Regions from separate parts of the Homo sapiens genome. Here region 2 is linked to region 1. Evidence: read pairs that join two places in POLR2A ChIA-PET (ENCODE). Cell type or tissue: K562. All regions are shown on one strand.

The links. Peaks named below come from ENCODE experiments on the same cell type or tissue, not always from the same donor. Only the 100,000 strongest peaks of a DNase experiment are listed, where the experiment ranks them.
Region 2: POLR2A ChIA-PET joins it to region 1 with 5 read pairs; 4 of 35 experiments call an interaction of 5 or more read pairs at or near these places.

What each region holds. Positions count from the first base shown.
Region 1 is chr17:50,937,480-50,941,479 of GRCh38, reverse strand. No RefSeq gene overlaps it. Among named protein-coding and RNA genes, the nearest start is that of TOB1-AS1, 73 kb to the right of the region's middle. In K562, no CTCF peak of the experiment used is centred here; a DNase peak (open chromatin) is centred at 2,064.
Region 2 is chr17:51,126,147-51,130,146 of GRCh38, reverse strand. No RefSeq gene overlaps it. Among named protein-coding and RNA genes, the nearest start is that of SPAG9, 7.3 kb to the right of the region's middle. RefSeq lists a silencer at 1,830-2,053. In K562, no CTCF peak of the experiment used is centred here; a DNase peak (open chromatin) is centred at 1,816.

The sequences.
Region 1 (4,000 bases):
CAGGCTGGTCTCGAACTCCTGGCCTCAAGTGATCCGCCCACCTTGGCCTCCCAAAGTGCTAAGATTACAGGCGTGGGCCACTGCGCCCGGTGTCCTTCCCATCTTTCGTGTGATAGGTTCCACTTTGGTCTCAGAACTTCTGAGAGCCAAATTGTTTGGGCCTGAGGAGGACAGCCAGGCCCAACCAATTTCCCTCAGCCAGCCCTAGGGAACTGTAGAAGGTGAGGCATGGCCATGCATTCATTCAAAGGTATCCATGGAGTCCACACCTGCTGGAGCTTGTTCCAGGTGCCGGGATGCGTTGGTGGACAAAACAAATGCCTGGTCCTCAGGGAGCTTCTACTCCAGTGGGGAAGCGTTAATACTTATATAAGCCTAGCCAATATGGCAAAGCCCCGTCTCTACTAAAAATACAAAAATTAGCCGGGCGTGGTGGCACATACCTGTAGTCCCAGCTACTCAGGAGGCTGAGGCATAAGAATTGCTTGAACCTGGGAGGTGGAGGATACAGTGAGCTAAGATCGCACCACTGCACTCCAGCCTGGGCAACAGAGGGAGACCTTATCTAAATATATATATATATGTGTGTGTGTGTGTGTGTGTGTGTGTGTATGTGTATATATATATATGTATATATAAAGTGGTGTAAGTCTTAAGAAAAAGTAAGCTGGGGAAGGGAACAGTGGCAGTGGTGGGAGGAGTCTGTTTCAGATTGGGTGGGCAGGGCAGCCTCTCTGAAGAGACTTCAGCACTGACCTGAAAGAAGCAAAGGAGCAAGGCACCTGCTGGGCAGAGCAGGCCGGGCGGAGGGCACAGCAAGTGCAGAGGCCCTGTGGCAGCTGTGAGCCTGCTTGGGCTGCTGGAGGAGCGGCAGGGAGGCCGCTGTGGGAGGACTGAAGGGAGGACTGCAGACCAGAGGGCAGACTCGGTGGCCCGAGAGGGGGCCTTTCACTCTAGGGAAGGGAGAGGGTTTCTGAAGCGATGGCCTCATCTGGGTTTTGTTTGAGAAGGGTCATTCTGGCTGCTCTGAGAACAGACTGTAGAGGACGGAAGTGGGAGGAGGCCCTTCCAGAGGCACAGGTCAGAGAGAGGGGTGGCCTCGACGAGGGTGGAGGCATCAGCGAGGGAAGAGGGGGAGCCCCCGGCATGGCTGGTGGACACAGCATGGGCTGGTGGACTAGATGTGGCATGTGAGAGACAGATAGGTGGCAAGAAGGACCCCTGCTGTCAGCTGCCCCTTCACCAGGCTGTGGGACCAGGACACAGCTCAGGACACCAGCCTCTTCCTACCTCCCCTCACCTCTGGACTCTCCCCTCCTCCTCCCTCTCCTTGTCTTCTGTCCTGTCCCCTGGCCTCTCTTCCCTCACCCCCTTCTCCCCCTCCTCCTCTCCTGTCCATTCCTCCTGTTTCGGGAGTCCAGTGACCTGGTGCTGTCACTTCCCAAAGGTCAGAGAGGCTGCCCTCTGGATATGGCCTTGTGCCTTTTTTCACTCAGCAGTTTTGATGACTGTGGCCAGGACCCAGAGGCTGGGAGCGGAAGAAAAAGTAGGTGTGGCCCCCAAGTTCTGGCCTGGGGAGCAGCTCAGATGGAGGGAAAGCCCAGTCCCCATCCTGGGGCCTCTCCATGCCCTGAGCCCTGGGTGCTTGCGGGGCACCCCCATGCAGAGCAAGGCGGGGGGTCCTTGGGAAGCTGACCAAGAGCCGCATGCAGCGTCTGCTCCACCTGCCGGGACTTGGGGCCAGGTTTTCTCAAAGCTGCCCCCTCTCCCCATGTAGTTACAGGCTGGCTCCTTGGTCAAGATCCTGTGTTGGATTCAGCCTAAGCCCACAGGTGTACATCCATTGCCTGGAGACACCTGTGTCGGGGAACAGGGCTGAGCTGGGAGCCTGTTCTCATGTTATCCCTCCAGCCCACCCTCTCCCCTGAACTCCAGACCTACACGGCCACAAACTCAGCGTCTCTGCTTGGATGGATGATGGGCATCTCAAACTTAATGTGTCCACCATGTGAGCTCCTCCAGTCTTCCCCCAGTGTGACTAATCCCAACTGCCTCCTTCCAGATGATCAGGCAAAACCTTAGCACCCCCCACCCCCTCTCACCCAGCATCCAAGCTGTCAGAAAATGCTGTTGGCTCTGCCTTCAGAAACTGAGCCCCTCACCCAACCTCCATTGCTATCATCCAGTCTAAGCCAACATCCTCACTCATTAGATTCTTAAAATAGCATCGGCCCTTGCCCCTTCATGCTATCCCCAGCATGGTAGCCAAAGTGGTTTTATTAAAAAGTGAGTTGATAGTGTCACTTGTCTGCTTCCTCTGCAGTCTAAGGCAACGCCGAGGTCCTGTCGGGCGGCCCCTCTGTCATCTGCTCCTGCCCCACCTCTCCAACACCATCTCTTTCCACGGCCCATTTGCTCCAGCCTCACTGGCCTCTGTTCCTTGACTACGCAGTGCACATGTCGGCCTTGGGGCCTTTGCACCTGCTGCCCTGCTGGCTATTTTTCTGGTGGGAAGCAGGTGGCTTGGGCAGGCCTCTGGGGTACCCAGTATGTTGGAGGAGGGAAGGCTGTGGGGTGGCAGGGGAGGGAGCAAGGGGTATCCCTTCTTCCTGAAGTCCCCTCCTTGAAGCTCCCCACAGTTTGTCCCTCACCTTCTTTACATCTTCATTCACGTGTTATCTTCTCAGAAGAGCCTTCACTAACCACCATGTTAAAAAGTAAAGATCAGGCTGGGCACAGTGGCTCACGCCTGTAATCCCAGCACTTTGGGAGACCGAGGTGGGCGGATCACCTGAGGTCAGGAGTTCGAGACCAGCCTGGCCAACATGGCAAAACCCCGTTTCTACTAAAAATACAAAAAAAAAACCCCCAAAAATTAGCCAGGCGTGGTGGCGGGCGCCTATAATCCCAGCTACTCAGGAGGCTGAGGCAGGAGAATCGCTTGAACCCGGGAGGCCGAGGTTGCAGTGAGCTGAGATCGCACCGTTGGACTCCAGCCTGGGCAACAAGAGCAAAACTCTGTCTCAAAACAACAACAAAAAGATCACACCTAGTACCTTGGTTTCTAATACCATTCTTCAGTGAAAGGATCCGGGGCTCCTGGGAGAGATGGCTGATTCCAGGACTGGGACAGGAGCATCGTGTAGTGTCAGAGAGTAAGGAAGGGCTCAAAAAGAAAAGAACCACATTGGTGCTGGAGAGAGGGGTATCAAAGGGATGAAGGAGCCGACTGAAAGAGCTGCCAACAACCAAACGCTGCAACAATTGAGCAGTAAAATGAAGTAGTAGTATAACCCAAGTGTAAAATAAATATCCATGAGTCCATTATAAATAAGCGCTTGGATTAATTAATAAATGGGGGAGAAGACACACACAAAAAAACCCACGCAGAAGAATTTCAAATAATTTATGTCGTTTTTTTTTTTTTTTTGAGATGGGATCTCACTCTGTTGCCGGACTGGAGTGCAGTGGCACAATCTCAGCTCACTGCAACCTCCACCTCCTGGGTTCAAGCGATTCTCCTGCCTCAGTCTCCCAAGTAGCTGGGATTACAGGCGCCCACCACCACGCCCAGCTAATTTTTGTATTTTTGGTAGACACAAGGTTTCACCATGTTGGCCAGGAGGGTCTCCATCTCTTGACCTCAGGTGATCCGCTCGCCTCGACCTCCCAAAGTGCTGGGATTACAGGCATGAGCCACTGCACCAGGCCAATTTATGTCACTATTTCACCCTAAATGAGTTGGGGCTGAAAGCATAAGTCCCAGGCCTTATGTGTGGCTGCACTTAGTGACTTCCTCCCAAAGAGTACAGTGTGGAACGGGAGAAGGGGGCTCATTCTGCGGTGCAGAAACCCAGCGGATACCCGTGATAAAGTCAGCATCTTTGTAACTCCAGTTGATAGGACCTCTGATAGGATACATGATGAAAACGGCACCTCGGCTTTGTGATCAGACACCCAAAAACCCATAACCCCTGTCTAAACATGAGAACAACACGAA
Region 2 (4,000 bases), 190 kb before region 1:
TGGGAGTCTGAGGCAGGAGAATCACTTGAACCCAGGAGGCGGAGGCAGAGGTTGCAGTGAGCTGAGATTGTGCCACTGCACTCCAGCTTGGCAACAGAGCAAAACTCCAACTCAAAAAAAAAAGACAACAGGAATGAAGAGAATAAAACTGTCAGATATGTGCCCACATTTTTGGAAGTCCAGGTTTCATCCCAGAGAGTAGGAGATGGGCTGGATAATGGAAAGTAATCCTGAGGGCCCTACCCTCTTCTCATTTGGGGTTCAGAAAGATGCTGCCCTGAAGACCACCCCATACCAATCTAAAAAACAAGCGTATCAAACTGGCTGTGCTGTGGGATCAGGCCATGGAAGGCTCAGAGGTTTATCTTTCCCCACCCTAGCCTGGATGCTGGGGTAGGGTGGGTGGTAGACAGCAGGTGGCTCTGAGGAAAGGGTTGCAGTGAAGGCTACCATCACAGCCACACTTCAGAGATGACTTGGGTAGCATTAGAGTCAAAGGTGGCCAAGTTATACAGGGAACAATGCGAAAAGAATGGATTCTGAGTTCTAGTAGCTCACAGCTACAACTCTCAAGGCCAGTTGGATATTCAGAGACCAAGAAAACAAGGAACATTGTTTTGAGACCAGAAGACAGAGAGCAAAGGTCACTATATGAATCCAAAGTCTCCATAAATCTTTATCCACCTTGATCAAGTAACAGAAGCCATATTCCACTCCCATACTTTTTCTTTTTTTGAGGCAGAGTCTCGCTCTGTCACCCAGGCTGGAGTGCAGTGGCACGATCTTAGCTCACCGCAACCTCTGCCTCCTGGGTTCAAGTGATTCTCCTGCCTCAGCTTCCTGAGTAGCTGAGATCACAGGTGTCTGCCACCATGCCCAGCTATTTTTTTGTACTTCTAGTAGATACTGGGTTTCACCATGTTGGTCAGGCTGGTCTTGAACTCCTGGCCTCAAATGATCCACTCACCTTGGCCTTCCAAAGTGCTGGGATCACAGGCATGAGCTACCACGGCCGGCCTATATTTAGCAAATTTTCTTCTTCTTCTTTTTTTTTTTTTTTTGAGATGGAGTCTTGCTCTGTTGCCCAGACTGGAATGCAGTGGCGTGGTTTCAGCTCACTGCAACCTCTGCCTCCCGGGTTCAAGCAATTCCCCTGCCTCCGCCTCCCGAGTAGCAGGGATTACAGGTGCCTGCCACCATGCCCAGCTCATTTTTGTATTTTTAGTAGAGACGGGGTTTCACCATGTTGGACAGGCTGGTCTTGACCTGACCTCGTGATCCTCCCGCCTCAGCCTCCCAAAATGCTGGGATTACAGGTGTGAGCCACCGCGCCTGGCCATATTTAGCAAATTTTCTTCTCTCTCTCTTTTTTTTTTTTTTGAGACGGAGTCTTGCTCTGTCGCCAGGCTGGAATGCAGTGGTGCGATCTTGGCTCACTGCAACCTCTGCCTCCCAGATTCAAGCAATTCTCCTGCCTCAGCCTTCTGAGTAGCTGGGACTATGGGCGTGCGCCACCATCCCCAGCTAATTTTTGTATTTCTAATAGAGACAGGGTTTCACCATGTTGGCCAGGATGGTCTTGAGTTCTTGACTTCGTGATCCGCCTGCCTCAGCCTCCCAAAGTGCTGGGATTACAGGCGTGAGCCACCGTGCCTGGCTCATATTTAGCAAATTTTCTATAGTGAGTATGCATTTCTTGTATAATTGGGAGGGAAAAACCCAAGCAACCTGAGGTAGGAGGCAGGGACTGGACTCCAGAGGCAGAGGTTGGACACTGGACCAAACTGAGGACTAGCTTAAAAAAGCCCCAAGGCAGAAGCAGTTTTCTATAAGACACACCCACCAGCGTGCCCTGTCAGTTTACCATTGCCATGGCAACACCCAGAAGTTACCACCCATTTCCATGGCAATGACCCAACAACCCAGAAGTTACAACCCTTTTCCTAGAAATGTCTGCATAAACTGCCCCCTATTTTGCATGTGATTATAAGTGGGTAAAAATATGAGTGCAGAACTGCCTCTGAGATGCTATTCTGGGCACACCGACTATGGGGTATCCCTGCTCGCTAGGAACAGTACCTCTGCTGCTGCTATACACTGCCACTTCAATACAAGTTGCTGTTTAATACCACCAGCTTGCTCTTGAATTCTTTCCTGGAGGAAGCCAACAACCCTCCCTGGCTAAGCCCCAATTTGGGAGCTTGCCTGTCCTGTATCAAACCTACTGTTTTGAAAATATGTCTTTTATTCCCAGATGAATGCAACTCTATGTGTACAAAGTATACTGAGAGGTGGTGGTGGGCCTCCTCTTCATCCACTCAGCCCAAGTCAGAAAAAGTGGAGAGAGAAAATAGACCTGCACACAAATATGACCGACATTCCTTGGCCCCATCAAAAACAGCCTCAATACTGGGATTCCTGCTTCAACCATGTGTACAGCCTCTTCTTAGAGGCAATTCCAGTGAATCCAAAGCTCTTGGGGAACAGGGAGTAAAACAGAATAGTTATTGTCTAGAGGCCTTCTAACTTCAACCTGGATACATTTACCCATCTTGTTTTGGCACATTAAAAAGGCTTTCAAGGACAGACATAGTGGCTCACTCCTGTAATCCCAGCACTTTGGGAGGCTGAGGTGGGAGGATCACTTGAGCCCAGGAGTTTGAGACCAGCCAGAGCAACAGAGCCAGACCTTGTCTCGATAAAAAGTAAAAAAATAAATTAGCCGGGGTGGTGGCGTATTTGTAGTTAGTAGGCTGAGGTGGAAAGATCCCTTGAGCCTGGGAGGTCAAGGCTGCAGTGAGCAGCGATCGTGCCACTGTGCTCCAGCTTCAGTGACAGAGTGAGACCCTGTCTCTTAAAAAAAAAAAAAAAAAGAAAGGCTTTGGCCAGGCATGGTGGATCACGCCTGTAATCCCAGCACTTTGGGAGGCCGAGGCCAGTGGATCACTTGAGGCTTGGAGTTCGAGACCAGCCTGGCCAACATGACAGAACCCTGTGTCTACTAAAAATATAAAAATTAGCTGGGTGTGGTGGCATGCACCTGTAATCCCAGCTACTCAGGAGGCTAAGGCATGAGAATCGCCTGAACCTGGGAGGTGGAGCTTGCACTGAGCTGAGATCTTGCCACTGCACTCCAGCCTGGGTGACAGAGTGAGACTGTCTCAAAAAAAAAAAAAAAAAAAAAAAAAAAACTGAGGGCAGTGGCTCACGCCTGTAATCCCAACACTTTAAGAGGCCAAGGGGGGCAGATTGCCTGAGGTCAGGAGTTTGTGATGAGTCTGGCCAACATGGTGAAACCCCATCTCTAGTAAAAATACAAAAAAAATTAGCTGGGTGTGGTGGCGTGCACCTGTAGTCCCAGCTACTCGGGAGGCTGAGGCAGGGGAATTGCTTGAACCAGGAAGGCAGAGGTTGCAGTGAGCTGAGATTGCGCCACTGCACTCCAGCCTGGGTGACAGAGCGAGACTCCGTCTCAAAAAAAAAAGGCTTTCAAAGGAAAAACTGAGGACTCAGAAAAATACCCTGGTGCTTTTCATTCTGAGCCTGGAATTCCATAGCTAGACTGCCTCACCAAACATATGTTAGTTTGTACCCAGTGATGAATTACTTATCATTTCACACTGCCATGACCAGAGGGCCTTGTGCCCGGGGAACCCCATCTTCTCTTCCTTTTTCAGTGACTCTCTCCTTGCAGGTGGGAAAATGTCATTTGTGAAACTAGAGAAATTGATTCACATAGAAATAACTATATATGTTCCAGAAGGCTGGACAAACAACAGGACTAGTAATTTCAGCCTTCCAGTGATTATAGTTATTATGCTTAGGAAGAAACTCCTCCCTTCCTGCTCTCATTAACTGCTCCCCTCTGCTGCCCCCGTGACTGTCCTCACTATTTTTGCAAGGCCAAGGAATCTCTTGAAATGGAATTTCCTTCCCTGTAGGAATCAAAAGTAAACACTTTACTCTAAAGTCCACAAGATGACCTATTTTTCCTTAACAA